2 separate regions of the Mus musculus genome follow, and region 2 is linked to region 1. Evidence: chromatin loops called from intact Hi-C (ENCODE). Cell type or tissue: left cerebral cortex. All regions are shown on one strand. Each heading gives the region's core, and the rest is flanking DNA. Links, peaks and the distances in the headings are about the cores only. Region 1 overlaps D5Ertd615e (DNA segment, Chr 5, ERATO Doi 615, expressed). Region 2 overlaps D5Ertd615e (DNA segment, Chr 5, ERATO Doi 615, expressed).

What was found. Peaks named below come from ENCODE experiments on the same cell type or tissue, not always from the same donor. Only the 100,000 strongest peaks of a DNase experiment are listed, where the experiment ranks them.
Region 2: it touches region 1 in a loop (10-fold over the local background); 2 of 42 quality-filtered maps call a loop at or near these places.

The regions. Positions count from the first base shown.
Region 1 is chr5:45,295,050-45,303,532 of GRCm38, reverse strand. All of the region lies in intron 4 of D5Ertd615e (DNA segment, Chr 5, ERATO Doi 615, expressed), which reads left to right. Among named protein-coding and RNA genes, the nearest start is that of D5Ertd615e, 130 kb to the left of the region's middle. In left cerebral cortex, for the core only: no CTCF peak of the experiment used is centred there; DNase peaks (open chromatin) are centred at 2,226 and 4,448.
Region 2 is chr5:45,227,807-45,236,289 of GRCm38, reverse strand. The region is part of intron 4 of D5Ertd615e (DNA segment, Chr 5, ERATO Doi 615, expressed); the gene reads left to right. Among named protein-coding and RNA genes, the nearest start is that of Gm46912, 69 kb to the right of the region's middle. In left cerebral cortex, for the core only: no CTCF peak of the experiment used is centred there; DNase peaks (open chromatin) are centred at 4,234, 5,994, 6,314, 7,898 and 2 more places; H3K27ac peaks cover 1,959 bases.

The DNA.
Region 1 (8,483 bases), core at 138-8,137:
TGTGGGCTGGCTTGGCTGTTGTCTGGCTCTTTGAATAACGACATATAATTCTCAGGGTGGTATCTGGAGCCTGACCCGAGGTAAATATTCCTTATATGTTAAGTGAGTGAAGGACTAGTTCAAGATCCCACTGTTGGACATAAACAGCATTGGGAGAGAAGTTAGGTCTGTCTGCAAAGCTCTGTTCTTTTTGTGTGAAAAGAACACTCACTGCCTCCCATGAGCATAAGAGGAAAAGGATGGAGTAGTGTTTTAGAAGAACCATTGGATCATCAGTGAAGACTACTCCAAACCCTGTTCTTACTAAGGTCACTAAAGAGTGTACTGCTGGGTAGCTCATCACTTTCTAGAACCTAGAAAACTGGCTTTCATGTTGGCTAATTGAAGCAATGAATTCTTTCCTTATTTTAAATTTGTAATTTTGTTTTAAAAAACTTTGTCACTAACCAGTACCCGGGAGCTCTTGTCTTTAGCTGCATATGTATCAAAAGATGGCCTAGTCGGCCATCACTGCAAAGAGAGGCCCATTGGACTTGCAAACTTTATATGCCCCAGTACAGGGGAATGCCAGGGCCAAAAAGGGGGAGTGGGTGGGTAGGGGATTGGGGGCGTGGGTATGGGGGACCTTTGGGATAGCATTGAAAATGTAAATGAGGAAAATACCTAACTTTGTCACTCACTCCTGTGTGTGTGTGTGTTTGTGTGTATATATGTGTGTGTCTCTTTGCCTTCATGTATATCTGGTTATCATGCATGTGTCTGGTGCCCATGGAGGCACCAGAGGGCTATTGCTTATAAAAGGACATTGAATCTCTTGGAAATGGAAGTGGCTGTTAGCTATTGTGTGAGTGCTTGTACTGGAACCTGGATCCTCTGGAAGATCAGCCAGTGTTCTTAAACACTGAGTAATCTCTCCAGATCCCAACTTTATTTATTTTTTATTTTTTTATTACATATTTTCCTCAATTACATTTCCAATGCTATCCCAAAAGTCCCCCATACCCTCCCCCCCACTCCCCTACCCACCCATTCCCACTTTTTGGCCCTGGCGTTCCCCTGTACTGGGGCATATAAAGTTTGCATGTCCAATGGGCCTCTCTTTCCAGTGATGGCCTACTAGGCCATCTTTTGATACATATGCAGCTAGAGTCAAGAGCTCTGGGGTACTGATTAGTTCATAATGTTGTTGCACCTATTAGTCAAACAATTGAAAGAGCTAAACATTCCTGTATAGAATTTAAAAAAAAAAAGAAAGAAACTTGAGGGAGAAAGCTATTGTTTTTATCATCTCATAACAATTTTTGAAAGATTAAAAAAGCATATATATGTGTGTGTATCTGTATGTTGGTATGTGAATGTGAGCAATGGAGGCCAGAAGATGGTGTTGGATCCCTTGGATATGGAGTTACAGGCACATGTGAGCTGCCTGATGTGGGTGCTGCGCACAGAACTCAGGTCCTCTGCAAGAACAGTAAACACTGTAGCCACTAAGCCTCTCTACAGGCTTCCTCATGAACTTGTAGCATCGGATAATACCTCCAGTATCTTCCAAGATTTAATTCAGAATTTAAGAAACAAAATACTTACTATGTATTATATGGTGTATAGTAGGCTGTCAGATGTAGACGGTCATAACCCCAGTTTCAGCTGTTTCCCTGTGGCCCAAAAGGTATTCTTATTCTCTCTGAACCCAAACCCTTCATTTAAAAATGTTTCCTGTACTCTGTGCCTGTGGAAATTCCTAAGAGACTATATGTATGTAGATGCTGCTGCTTATTAAATTTTCAAGTAAATGGCAGATATGTCTGTTCCTATCAAGACTCTAGGAGATAAAATAACTTTAAAATAATAATGCGGACTGCATGGAGAAGAAGGCAGGCTGTTAAACAGTTACATCCTAGTCTAGAGTTAAAACGAAATCTTCCTCAGAGTTTTGACTTTGCAGGGAAGACAGCTTCCTTAATGATGGAACAGTCTAGAAAACACCCACTGGGATGTGGGGGTTGGGATGTCCTATGTGTTTGTGCTGAGAATTGAGCAGTCCTCAGATTGCCTGGATTTTCATTCTGCTGCCCAGTGAGCCATCCCAGGAACCCAAGAGGAGGGTACTGTTTGTGCAGGCAGCAGCAGATCCCAAGAGACTGAAGAGGCTGCCTGTTTACAATCTCTTCCCTGTGGCAGCTTGCAGCACAGTGTCTGCAGCAGAATAAAGTTTGAAACATGACTCATATTTTGTTTTCAATAGTTTTTTTTTTTTTTTGTCTCTATTGTTAGCAGTTGAGACTTCAGCTTCAGTGCTTCTGTGGCTTGCAGGGAAATGTGCTTCCTATTTGGGCTTCTAGTTTTGCATGGTGTGAGCTCCTCATGGGAAACTGAAGAGAGAAATGGACATTGGTGGGAGTAGGAAGGTCGGCTTTGGGTGGGTGAAGGGAGATACAGGACCAGAAAAGGAGAGGAGCTGTTGGTTTCATAAGTACAAGACCCATGTTCTCTGCCATCATGAATGCCTGGGACAGGAAGGAAGCAGGGCCCAGAGGTGAGCCTAATACTTCAGGATGCTGCAGAGCTCCCAGGTCCAGTCAGCTTTCTCACTTCAGTCTGTGCACTACAAATGCTATATTGGAGGTGGGGTGGGGTGGTGGTGTTCCTTCTGTATGTTTCTGTGGGCTTCCAATCACCTGGCTCTATATGTCTCTCAAAAGTCCCAAAGGACTGCTTTGGAACTGACCATCTACCAAAGACCCCAAAGAGCTTAGTGTAAATACCCCATCTTTTTTGTCCCTTAGATAGAATAGCTCATTATAAAATGAATTTTTCCATGAGACTAAACGTTGATTACTCAGTTCTTTCATCTTTCTATCTCTGTCTTATTTTCTTTTTCCCCCTTCAGTGGACATTGTCCCTTCTGAACAAATTGTCCCTTTTGTTCTCCAATCTGTATCTCATATGCTCAAAATAAATGACCATGGAGGCAATAGAGTACCCTTGCTACACAGCACCACAAGAAAGCCATTGAGCGTCCAGCAGTGGCCAGAGTAGAATAGACACTGAAAGAGGTTCTGAGTTTTCTGTTATGTTAGAGCTCTCATATATTCCAGATTACAAAAGTAGGTGTGCATGTATGTACCTGGGTGTCTGTATGTGCATGCATGTGCATGTACACATGCACAAAGATTCCAAGGAGTAACTTTTGGGAATGATTGGACAGGTAACAATAGACAAAAAGTATGATGGAGAATTTCATTTAAACACTCCTTGCCTAATCATTTCTGCCTTTCATGTCCATCAGCTCTTTTACAGACCTGTTACTTACAGAAAACTAATGCTCTTGAAGACGATTATTGATTATAGAAAGGCAAATTAGGTGAGATGGGATGTAACTGATTTTTGCCCTATGACAGGTCCATTTTGCATATATTCATAAATTCATTCTGGCATCACTTTTCTGCTTAGATATGTATGTGATTGCTCAAATTCCCATTTCAACCAATTCTAATAATATTACTGGTTCCATCATTATTTAATGAGTTATATTAAAATTTTGTCACATTATCATTTTATTAATATATTTGTATAAAGTCATGATTATACCTTAAATTATTCCTTAACACATTAAGATTAAATTTTCTGTGTCTTAGTGTAGTGGGGGCAAAGTCAAACTTAAGGAACTTCTCGAAAATTATGCTTATGCTTAAATTTGAAACCAGAAGAAAAAAAGAAAGGGTTAATGAAGTGGAGGGAATGCACCCAAGACTAACCACAGCAGAACTCACATGGGCACTGTGTAAGAAAGTGAAGGGGCACAAGACAGGAGGGAGGTAAGCCAGTATGTCTGGAATTTATCCTTCAAATCAAGGGAAGCCATGAAAGGATTCTCTAGAGAGAGTGGTCTAACCAGACCCTTTGCATTTAACCTGAGCAATGTTCAATGATGCTCATAAAGTGTTGCTAGAACATTAAACACAGTGTAAGCAACCTACATATCCACCAATAGAGAATTGATGATGTGGTTGTGATGACGTTTACTTGTTTTCATGTATTAACATAGTTACGAATAAAGCAAAGCAAAGCAAAACAAAACAAAGACACCCCTCCCCACAGGTTTCGAATTGGTTGTGTTGTATTGTTTTGCAATACATGTGCCATGTGCTTGTCTGCATGTAGAAGTCGGGAAGGATGTGTGCCAAGTTAACTGTATCACTCTCACCTGTGGAATTCTGGGTGATTTTAGTGTAATCATTTCAATTTTTCTTCTTCATGCCAGTTATTTTATGCTGGATATAATTATTAAGTTGGGCATGGTAATAGAAAGAAAGTCAAGTGACTGGATCCTATTCTAATGGTGTTTGTAAGTGAAGGGGAAAAGCCTCTTTTGCACTGGAGGAAACCATCTCAGGAGAGCGGAGCTGGGGAGAGCAGATTGGGTGAGTGGGAGGTGATAAAATAGAGATTTAGCAGTGTTGCAGCAGCTAGGAGAAGCCTGGAGTAGAGGGAGGGTTGTAAGAGAGATAGGTTTAAGCCCAACCACATTTAGACCTCCCAGGATTCTATTTGCCGTCTGTGTTTCTTGACAACTCTCCCTATTGAGAGAGATCCTCAGCTTGCCTGTGGTAGCATATTGTCAACTTTCTCAGGTGTACTGCCAAATTTTGATTGGAGTGTAAAAAAGATATTTTCTATGGCTGGTGGGGTCTCTGAGATGAGATGTGTGGCATTCTAATTGAGAGACATCTCAGCTCTGTCTGCTCCCTCTGATGTTTTATATGCATACAGTGACATTATATACAAGAATCTCAGAGATACAGGTGGAGGCTTGTGTCCTAGAATCAAAAGGGACTTTAGTTTCATTAATTGTAAAATGAAGAGTGTAAGGAAAAAAAAACCTGTTGTGAGAAATAGCTTAAAGATTAGCTGTACAGTGCGTGGAAATGATTAGAAGCCCCTCTTCTAACAAGTCTTCATGGAGTGTATTATAACCTGGTATATGCTGAGTGCTAGAAGTGGGTACAGGCATGTTGGGCACAGTTACATGGGTGTGTGCTGTTGTCTCAAGCCAGGAAATTTCACCAAACACAAAACTGTGTGCATGTGACAGGTGTCTGTCTATTGAGTGTTTGAAGTTTAAGTCATTGAGTCTGGTGATACGAAAACACAACTCTAGAAAAAGAGATGGTTTATATTGGAGCCAAACATGAGGAGCATAGATTCAGGTTATCCCAATTTTTCCAACATAGTAAGAATTTCATGAACTTTTTGTAGAGCCAGAACACAGTCATAAATAGATACTTTTTATGTACATTGCTGGAAATGTCAGGTAGCTCTGTTACAGGGCTCAGGTGCTATCTGATGACATTTTAAACTGCTGGGTTGATGAAAGTTAGGGTCTGCTTGTATAAAGCAAAATGATTTAAGCAACAGTCGTATGGATATTAAGTAACATATAGAGATGATCTAAAAATAAAAAATTGGGCTCTCAACCTATGACAACCCAGCTTTCCACTGCCACTGACCTCACAATATGTGTGTCTCTTTAAAATTTTGTGAGTGACTTCAGATCACAACTTGTTGAGACGGGGTCACAATGTGTAGGTTGATTAGACATTGAGTCTCAGGAACGGAGTCAGTGATGTCATGGGCTGAACTCCACGAGATTTTCAGAAAATGTGAGGCTTTCCAATCGTGAATATATAGCTTTCTATAACCTAGCCTTTCCTGTGTCTGTCTCTAACAGATGCAGTGAAGAACTGATTGGCTGTGAACTAGCCATGGTAGAACTTAGGCATCAGAATGCATGATTTTATTACAGCATGTGAATGCAATCGTCTTCTCTATGAGTCAAAGCCAGTGCTCTGGGGTGGCAGAACACAGGGCAAAGGCCCACTGGAGCCCAGAAACATGTAAGATTTGTAACCACAGATGTTGCAGTTCTGAATTAGTGATTGGACAGGGCATGTTTTAAAATGTTCCCCAAGCAAAATTTGAAGAGTTCATTTGAGAATTCACAGAAAGCTTCTGCATGAGATCTACTCCCCAGGGCTCCAATATCTTTGGACCATAGTGTGGGCTTTTAAAGTGCATCCCCATAATACCACTACCAACTCTATGGCAAACACCATTTTAAATATCTTACGTAGATTTACCAATTTAAACTTCATAATAACCTTGTGATGTGGGAATTTTATTTCTTTCAATCAAAGTAATGGATGAATAAATAGCTTAAGGAATCGCATACCCCTTGAAGGTGACAGAGATTCTGGCATCAGATCTCTTAACTAGGACGGTGACTTGCCTTCAAAGTTCAGTATTCACAATGGAACTTGAAATAGTACCGTGGTTATGGTTTGGGGCTAAAAATTCCAACTGAAGTGACTCTGCTTAGTTAAAGTTGGTGCTTCAGAGCATGTCAGACTCTACTAGGCACTTTTTTCTTTTTTCTTTTCTTTTCTTTTCTTTTCTTTTTTTTTGGTGGGGTGTGTGTGTCGTCATGTTAAAGCATCTGGTATTGATAACACAAAGGAAGAAGGATTCGTTTGTGCATATGATCCCAGAGGGCTCTGTCCATGTTCTCTTGGCCTTGTGCACTTGGGTAGGACATGGAACATGTGGCTTAGGGTTGTTTATCTCACATCTGGTAGGAATCAGAGAGTGAAATGGGAAAGGACCGTGGACAAGAAACCTATAAATACTTACCCTAGTGATCTATGTTGTCTCCTAATGTTTCTAGAACCTGACCAAATAGTCCCAGCCCCAGGGACCAAGGTTTCCACTCATACTCTGGTAGGGAGGACATTTTGTCATCTACAATCCCAATATTTTCTCTAGACTAGGCCTGGATTAATTTCTTTTGATTACTATGAGGCAGAAGCAAGTCATTGTGTATGTAGTATGCCAGATAATATCCTTTTAATCTGTGATGAGGTGTCTCTTTTCCTGGTCAAATGATCCTGATACCCACTGTTGATCTGTGTGGTTGTGCTATAGAGGGCTACAGAGGAATTTGCCTATAACCTTGAATAGACTGCTGGGTGACTGCTCCTATAAGAGGAGGAAATGGACAGTCTTTAAAAATATTTCCCAATGGTAACAAATTGTGATTCTACGTTGTCAACTGCTTAGTACTTAAAATTTGCCCCTTTTGAGTATAGAAATAAGAAGCATGGATTTCCAAACAAAGGGTTTTTTTTTTTTGTTTTTTGTTTTTGTTTTGTTTTTGTTTTTTTGTTTTGTTTTGTTTTGTTTTTTTTTGGGGTTTTTTTTTGGCAGAACATTTGTAGATTTCTTCTTACAATGCAGATGTGTTAGCCTATCTTTCAGGAACATTCTATGTAACATTCTATGGTTACAGGATTAATAGTCACAGCCCAGCAGAGCCATCCATTATAAGGAGAAGGGGAACAGCGTAGTCTTAATCACCTCCGTGGCCTGAGACAGGTGTCCATCAACAATCACAATGCTAGCAACTGAAGGAGCTGGGGCACTTCCTGTCTGTTGATACTTCCATGAACTTCCAGTACCTTTCCTGAACCTTTTCAACTAGGTTTGCATGTTCAAAGGCACATTGTTCAATGTTCTTTTGTGCCAGAGTCATTTTAGCTATTTTTCTAGAATGAAATGTTTTTTTGTATTTGACTTTGTCACTTTCTACTCTTTCCCTTTCATGTTTCCTCTGTGAATAGAAACTTATGGGGATGCTGGAATGATTAAGGCATTTATACATGTAAGGCACATGGCAAGTGTGAGAGAAAGTTGACACCAGGAACTCTGTCTTTGCTCTGGTGACTACTATTATAAACTTGAAGCTGAGATGCATCACGACATTGGGCAGATTCTTACTATTTCCTAGAACAGCGGTGTCCATTCAACTGGTCTACCTATACACAGGGGAGACTGAATAGTTTCTTGATAAATAACTTGTACAACTCTCCTTTTATCCTTGAAATGACTCACTAACCTCCTTCCTGACACAGCAACATATTGGGGTTTCTACTGGTCTCTGGGCTCCTAGAATTACAATTCTAAGATCCCAGTTGAGCAGCTGGTCCCTTATTTTCATTTCTTGTTGCTGTCATTTCTTTTCTCAGATTTTCAGAGTCCCTTGGATGATGTAAGTGCCCAGTAGGCTTCGGCTTTTGCTATTAGAAGTGAGAAAGGGAAATGACATCACCATGATTCATTCTCTATCAGTTTCACTGGGCTATGAGATGCCCGAACTAGCTGCCTAAACATTTTTTCCCCTGAGGCATTTCAGAGGGATTAGCATTTAAACTGGGGAACTGGACGAAGAAGATCTATTCTCACCAGAGTAAGTTGACACCATCCAACGTGTTTAGGGCTGGGGTGGGACAGAAAGGTAGGAGAAGATTGAGTTCTCTTTGGCTACCTGAGCTGGGATGTGGATCTGACCTTGGTCTTCTGAGCTCTTACCTTTGAGTGACACCACCAGCTTTCCTGGGTCTCTGGCTTGTAGATGGCATACTTTGAGG
Region 2 (8,483 bases), core at 395-8,394, 68 kb after region 1:
AGATCTGGAGGGATCAAACAGCCCAAGAGTCAGGCCAGAGGTAGACTGTTCAATGTAATTATTAATGGGAAATAAATAAAAAGTAGTTTGAATAGTTTTTCCCCTTTCCTCACAAATGGCTTAAAAATCTCTCAAATTTATTTTGATGTCTGGTACAAAAGTGGATTTGAAATGCATAAGAACCACTAAGAAACACATTTTCATGATGAAGTTCTATTAAAGGAGAGGTTAGAAGAATGTGCAATTCACTCTAGGCAGTGTGCTAATAATATAAGCTTACATGCAACACGTGCAGATGCACATCGTGTAGATCTCAGGAAAACTTGTTCTTCTAGGAGAGCCTCTTTCCTTGTGATTTTCTTTTGGTAACTTTTAGTAAATTGCTGTAGTCATGAAGGTTCAGAAATACCTAGGGCCACTGTCCTGGTTTTCTAGAATCTATGTACTTTAGAAAATCAACCATTGTGGTTGATTAATTGATGTAATTTTATTTTTTTAACTCACACTGTGTCATTCTAATGGGCTGCCACCATTCCTCCTTCATAATCATTCTTGAGACAACTTGAAAATTGACTCTAAATATGTAAGTCAGACTATGTCAATTTTCTGCTTATACTCTAGAATGCCCAGCCATTCAACCCAAATTCTGCACCATGACAGCTTCAGCCTAGATGTTTCCCAGACTCTGCCTTCCTCGGGACCTCTTGCCTTATAACTGCTTCCTTTGTGCTACAAGATCCTTCCATGTTCTCTTCCCACTCTTCACCAGGGATGGCCTCTCTCTCTCTCACTGACATTTGTCTCCTCATTCTTCCCAAGGAGGAGTTTCAAAAGCAGACTTCAATTCGGCTCACTCCCCTCTCCTGCCTCTGCCTCTGCCTCTGCCTCTGCCTCTGCCTCTGCCTCTGCCTCTGCCTCTGCCTCTGCCTCTGCCTCTGCCTCTGCCTCTGCCTCTGCCTCTGCCTCTGCCTCTGCCTCTGCCTCTGCCTCTGCCTCTGCCTCTCTATCTCAATCTCTTTCTCTCTGCTCTGTTTTTCTTTTGTAGCTGGCTTCTGAACAAACAAATCTGATGAGATAGATGAGGTAAGATAGGAAATAACTATTTTTACTTAGCACAGTTTTCAGCCTGCTCGAGAAAGCTTTGCCAATGATGAGAGTAAAATCTCACTATTTTAAAAGATAATTTATAAATATTAAAATCAATTTGCTTTTAGTTACTGGTTCAATCCAACATAATGCCTCAACTTCAATTCCTCATCTAGGTTAGATATCTTCCCTCCCTCCTGGCTTGAGCTTGACCAGTAGGAGCATGAGAATCAGGTTTCCTCTTCCATGTGGTCCCCTTTTACTTCAGTCCTCTGTCCCACCCTGAAATCCAGTGTCAGGTTTAGGAGGAGTGGTTGAGGACTGAGAGGTGAGTGTGCAAAAGATCCTTTCAGGCAGTGGGTGCTGTCATAGTCCTGTCCTCTTTGGTTGGATGTGGTTTGAATATAGCACCCAGGGCTTCATGTTGAGGGCTTAGTTCCCACTATGATAATTAGGAAGGAGTTAGTGGGATTTTAAAAGTATAACCTAGTGGGATATCCTTAGGCTTTCCAGAGAGCTACCCTCAGAAGGAACTAAAGTAACTCTTTTTGGGGACTCTTGAGGTCACAAAGCAATGAGTTGTGGGTAAGTCTAACTCAAATTATTCTCTGCCTTCCTGTTTGAGATGTGGTATCTTTCTCCTGTACACACTCCTGTTGCTGTAGTGTCATCTGCCATGGGGTCCTAACCAAAGCACAACTGATATCAGCAATGCCTTGCCCTTCAATATTAAGAACCATGAGAAAAATCCACCTCTTTACTTTATAAAGTTACCCAGCCTCATGTCATTTGTTATAGTGACAAAGTCACACCAGCATATTCTGTGTCTATCACATGCCCTCTGTTCAAACAACAATTCTTCTTTCTGAAAATAAGGAAAGCTACTCTCCTTTGGAGTCATCATCTTGCTTCTTTCACAGGTCTACCTGACTCATCTTGCATAAAACCTTGGCCCGTGATTCCACGGAAAGAGCTTTGCCTTATGGACCCTCTACGAAAGTGGTCACTTTATGGCAAAGCCCTTTCAGTCTGGCTCAGGCCAGGTGTGGCTAATTTCATGTCAACTGGACATCAGGGAGGAGGTAGCCTCACACAATTGAGAAAATGCCTCCACAAGAGCTGGGGTGTACAGAAGCCTGTAGGACATTAGTGATTGATGGAGGAAGGCCCAGCCCATTGTGGGTGGTGCCATTACTGGGTTGGTGGTCCTGGATTCTACAAGAAAGCAGGATGCACAAGACATTGTGGAAGCCAATAAGCAGGTCCTGCCTCCAGGTTCCTGCCCTGCTTGAGTTTCTGTTGTGACTTCCTCCAATGATGAACAGTGGTATGGAAGCATAAACCAAATAAACACTTTTCTTGCAAGTTTCTTTGGTCCTGGTGTTTGATCACAGGTATAGTGACCCTAGCCAGGAAACCAGGCATCTCTGAATAGTGTGCACTGTGTCTACTCTGCCCACTGGATACAGCTTCCATTTAACTCTTATTTTCAGAAGGCCAGGCTGCCTCCCAGGCAGCTGCCTAAGGCAGGCTCTCATTTTCCACTGTGTTCTGTGAGCTGAGCTGGGAAGGCTGCCTGAGGAATCTTCCTCCCACTTTTCTCTGATTTCAATGTACCACTGGAGGCCCAGAGCCCTTTCTCCATGAGGTCCTATGCCTTCCTCTTTATAATTCACCCAGGCCATGGGTACAAGGGAGACTATGGCTCTCATGACCAAGGTCTATCATGAATGGTGGTCTGTACCTTCATATGTATCACCAGAATTTGTTGGGGGTGAAATAAGCTAGCAGGTCTTATGTGTTATTCTTAGTTTGGCATTCTTTTGAAAATTTGAAGTCAATTTTTAAAAGTTACATTTGGCATCCAGTTGACACACAGAGCCATTACTCAAAGTGAAAGCGCATAAGAGAGTAACATAAGCAAGAAGGTAAGCTAGGAGGGAGAACCTCTCCTCCTGGTGTCCTGTGAAATAGTCCAAAGGTTAACAGTGAAGGCTGGCTGTACTAGCTGCCTTGGGGTTGTATTGTACAATTGAGAGAACAATTATATGAACCCTGGGATTGGTGAGGATGGAAGTGAAAATGTCCTGGGCATTGTGTTAGTAAATTTTTTTATTACTGTGACAAAACACCTGACAGAGAGCCAATACCAACCTAAAGGAGGAGAAGTGATTTTGGCTTTAGCTTGAGGAGACAGCCCATTGCGGTGTGGAAAGATGGAGGTGAGAAGGTGAGGCAGCTGGGTGCACTGTGTTTGCCATAGGAAGCAGAATGAGATGAATGCTCACACTCAGCTTGCTTTTTCCTTTCTCTGCTTCCCATGACAGCACAGGGTAGTGCCTCCCACATTCAGGACGGGTCTTCCCTCCTCAGTTAAGCCTTTTAGGACACACTCTATGAGATACAACCAAAGGTATGTCTCCTAGGTGATTCCAAATTCAATCATGTTGACAATGAACATTAACCACCACACTATCTATAGTAGGGACTTACAGGGAGGAACGTGACCTTAGAAGGAGAACTTAGAAGTGAAGGCTATGGTCCAGGAATTATGATATGGGCAGAAGAGTGCCAAACACTGGGGACTGAGGATCAGTGCTCTTCACTTCTCTCAGTGGAGTTTCTCAGTGAATTGTTTGTGCCCATGTCTTGGGTCATTGTTAAGGTGACTGGTGAGAAAGAATATATATAGACTTTAAATAGGAGAAAGATTCCATATTCTTATTTATATGTTCATTATGTTTCTTTACTGGAGTAAAATCCTCATGGAGATAAAGACCTTCCTATGGTTTGCTGCCAATGCAGATCTCTATGGCACAGCACAGGGAATCTGGAATCTGTCAGGTAAAGGTGGGCTGAGTACATGGAGGACCATCAGGCTAGACAGATACAGAGGGAAGACCTGGGGGTGGTGCTCAAAGAGCTACCTGATGGATGAAGCCTAGTTACAACATTTAACAAGGCAGCACATGATAATTTTTAAATGATTAAATTATTACGGGAAAAGAAAAGCTTCAATGTTTAAGTATGCAGGAGAGAATGGCGTGGGCCATGGATGTGGGGTGTCGGGTTTCATGAATGGCTTCTGGAGAGATGGAACTTGGGAAAATACCATTTGGCTCATATACTTGATGGTGGATCACCCACACTTCCTAGAGCCATCTGTCCTGATCCCTCCCACTTCCCACTAGAACACCAGGAACATGCAAATATGTGGAATGCTTGCAGCTCCCCACTAGCACCAAATAGAGTGTGGTATTTTTGAATCTCGTTAGGTCCATTCCAGTTTCTGGCCTAGGCATTTCATTTCCCCAGGTTATAGATGCATGTTTGTATATCTTTTCTTTTTTTCAAATAATTTTACTGGTTTTCATCTTTTGTCATTGCTTCATACTGCTACTGGATTTCAGGCATCTGTTTAGTGAATGCAGATGAGAGTATAGCTGGATTTCTACAACTGCACAAAGGATTTGTGAATTCGTGAAAATCAGCGGTGTATTCTAGGAAGTTTTGATCCTTGTAAGCCTTGATCCTGTCCTAGTCAGGGTTTTACTGCTGTGAAGAGACACCATGAGCAAGGCAACTTGTTGTAAGGACAACATTTATTTCAGGCTGGCTTACAGGTTCAGAGGTTCAGTCCATTATCATTAAGATGGGAGCATGGCAGCATCCAGGCAGGCATGGTGCAGGCAGAGCTGAGAGTTCTACATCTTCATCTGAAGGCTGCCAGTGGAAGACTGACTTCCAGGCAGCTAGGAGGAAGGTCTTAAAGCCCACACCTCCAGTGACACACCTACTCCAACAAGGCCATACTTCCTAATAGTGCCACTCCCTGGGCTGAGCACATAGAAATCATCCTAACCTCCTTGGCTGAGTGATGGCTTAGTGCTTTTCGTTTCTCAGGAAGTTATCCATCTAAAAACTGCCTTAGTTACTATGGTGATACTAGTTGCTTAGATGAAATGCTTGACAGGTAGCAACTTCCAGGGGGAAGGGCTTATTCTGGCTCACAGTTTAAGGGGGTACAACCTATCATGATGGGGAAGCATGAGGGTCATCTGGTCACATGCAATTCACAGTTGCCATTCACAGTCAGGAAGCAAGGAGTAAAGAGGCTAGTAAACCTCAGATCCCACCACTCAGTCCCTTCCTTCAGCACAGTTCCACTGCCTAAAGGTTCTATAACCTTCCAGACAGGGCTGCCCATTCATAGCGAGCAGGACATTCCATACTGAAATCACAACAAAGACAAATCAGATGAGGCCACATGATCAGAGAAATCCAGAAATAGGTAATTTGAAAATAATCACTTTGTTCACTTTAGGTATTTATTTATTTATTATTATTTTTTTAGACAGGGTCTCTCTACATAGAAGTGGATATCCTGAACCTCACTGTAGTAGACCAGGCTGGTTTTTGCCTTCATAGAAATTCTCCTGCCTCTGCCTCTTGAGTGCTGAGATTAAAGCATGTGCCACCATGCATGGCAAATGCCTATTTTTATTTTCTTTTTTCTTTTCTTTTTTTTTTTTTTTTTTTTTTTGTAGTTGCAGAGAATGAGTGGAAAAGTTATAAGGAAAATGAGACTTTTTTGATGTACTGTCTATAAAAGACAAGCTTTTTTTGCTTGCATAAATAAATCTGTGGTTTTAAGGAATGAGTGGACATATTAGCTGATGAAGGCAAGCTCCCTTATACCTTTCCTACATCATGCAGGCCATTGTAGGGGTCATGGTGAGCTCAGTGTAGATAAGAAGGCAAGGCAAGAAGTTTCTGGTGTCTGGAAGCTTAGAGTAGGAGAGATGAAGAGCCATGTGGCTTCTTGGGGTGCTAACAAAAACAGCAATGACAAAGTGATCTGGCATCCTCCTTAGCAAGGGGTGCAAGCTGCCTTTCTTGTTCAGTGTTTAACGTTTAATTGGAAGCTATTTTCTGCTCTCTATAAATCTTCTTGGCTGCCTCCCCAACTTCAGCAGGAATCTGCTACCTACAACTGCCTTGTGTCTGTGATAGTGTGGATATCAAATACAGAGGTTTTTTGTGGGAAGGCAGTGACCAGGAAGACAAGGATGCAGCCTTGGAAGTCAGAAACACAAGTGAGGCTGGCTTAGATATGGAAGAGGAAGGAACACTTTCTTCTCAAGAGCAAGTGGGCTATAGGGAGATAGAGCAGGGAAGTGACTTAGCATTTACCTCTCTCCTCCCATTTGGAAACACTCACAGACTTGACGGATTCCCAAGTGTTGAGAGTCTGGTTTATCAAGGAGCATTCTACCCCATACAGGTCTTGTAGATCTGCATGCAACTGTGATGGGAATTCCTTAGGTTTCAGTGTAAGAGAGACAGAAAGCATCCAAGTTATCCACCCTACAGCCCATGTTTCTGTTTCCCCAGAACGTAATGGTCATCACCAGATGCCTCATGTCTCAAAGGTCCCTTCACTTCCTGAATGAGGAATGCCAATCACGTAGGAGTGGGTTAGTTAAATAGAGGGTTGAGTTTTCGTGAACACACTGCTTCCCTTCAGCTGTTGTTGTCATTCTAAAAGGATCACACATCTGTTTTCTGATAGGCTTTACTGCCTAATGGGGCTGGGAGCAATGGTGTGATCAATTCTCTTATCCCACAGTCTCATTTTGGAGCAGACCCTGAGCTCTGACTTGGCTAAGGTCACACATCCAGTAATGATTGGCTTGGATTTAGCTTATAATAAATATCTTCTACAGTTTCCTATTATACTTGAACATGTGTATGTATATAGTAGCTCATTTGAAATTTTTATTTTTTATTTTTTAAAAGCAGTTTTTTTCCTACCTTACAGGTCCTCTGTGTATATACTATGACTTTTGGTTTGGGGTTTGTATGGGATTCCTGAATATGAACACACATGTGTCCCTGCATCTATTGTGTTCCTCGTGTCTTTTTTTCTGTTGGCTCTTATCTTGTTTGGCTGTTTCGTCCTGTTATGATTTGTTTGTTTTTGATTTATCTAATTTTATTATTATTTCTTATTTTCTATTTTGTAACCAGAGACAAAAAAGATCCAGATGAGGGGGCAGACAGGAAGAAACTAGGAGTAGGAGGGGAGAGGAGAAACCATAATCAAAATATATCATATGAAAAAATCTATTTTCAATAAAAGAAAGAAAAACATATGTATGTGCATTCACACATGTGCATTCAAATGTTTAAGTCCAGGTACCCATGGATGCCAGATCAGATACCCTGGAGTCGGAGTTAAAGGTGGTTGTGAGTCACTCCGTGTGGATGCTAGGAACCAAACTTGGATCCTCTACAGGGGTAATACAGAGTCTACCAAGTTGTCCCTCCAGTCAATATTTTTGTTGTGTTTTAAAATGTACATAAACCTTGGAGCTAAAGGGATGGCTTGGTGGTTAAAAGCAGTAGCAGCTCTTTCAGAGAAGCTGGGTTCAGTTCCCAGCACTCACGTGACAGCTAAGAACTATCTGTAGCTCTAGTTCTGGGGAGTCTGATATCCCCTCTGGCCTCAGAGAGTACCAGGCACGCCCTTCATACACAGATACACATTCAGGCAAGGCACTCATACACATAAAATAAGTAATAAATAAATGTATGTATACTATAATGGTATTGACTGTCATATGAACTTTTCTAAGGTGGGTGCTCAAGGTCAGAGACCCTGCCAAACATCCTCCAGTGCTCCTAGGCTTCACAACAGATAACCATCCAGGCTGAAATGCCTTTAAGAACAAACTGATTCTTTTTAGCTTGCTCCCCTTTGGGCACTGCTCCAAAAGCTTCTGTGGAGAACATTTGCGTCCGTATTCAATGGAGGTTTTTTAACATTTGCTGCCAAATCTCTGAAATTTCTTAATTCTTGAATGAGAAGCGAGGCACTTGAAACCTATGTGTCTGTTGACGACTGTAAGAGGAAATGGACACATACACATCTGGCCAGGTCAACAAAACCAGGATTGTCCTGTGGCTTCATCCTTGAGAGAAACAAGGACCATGAACAATAGCTCATGTTAAGAGCAGTTTCCCTGCATCCAAAGAGGCAGCAAAGATGCTGAGAAGGAGTGGCATTTGAACAGTGTGATGGTTAGTGTTATTCATCAGTTTGATGGGACTAGAATTACCCAGGAGATGGGCCCCTGGTGGGATTATCTTGATACACTCACTGAGGTTTAAAGACTCTCCCACTGTGGGTGATACATTCCCTAGCAGGGATCCTGGAGTTTAGAAGGAGAGAAAGAAGGCAGAGCAGCCCCATGGATTCATCGCTCTCTTGTTTTAACTGTGGATGTACTATGACCTATTGCTTCAAGCTTCTGCTACCTTGGCTTCTTCATCATAATGGATGGTGACTTGAACTGTCAGGTAGAATAAACACTTTCTCCCTTAAATTGCTTTTG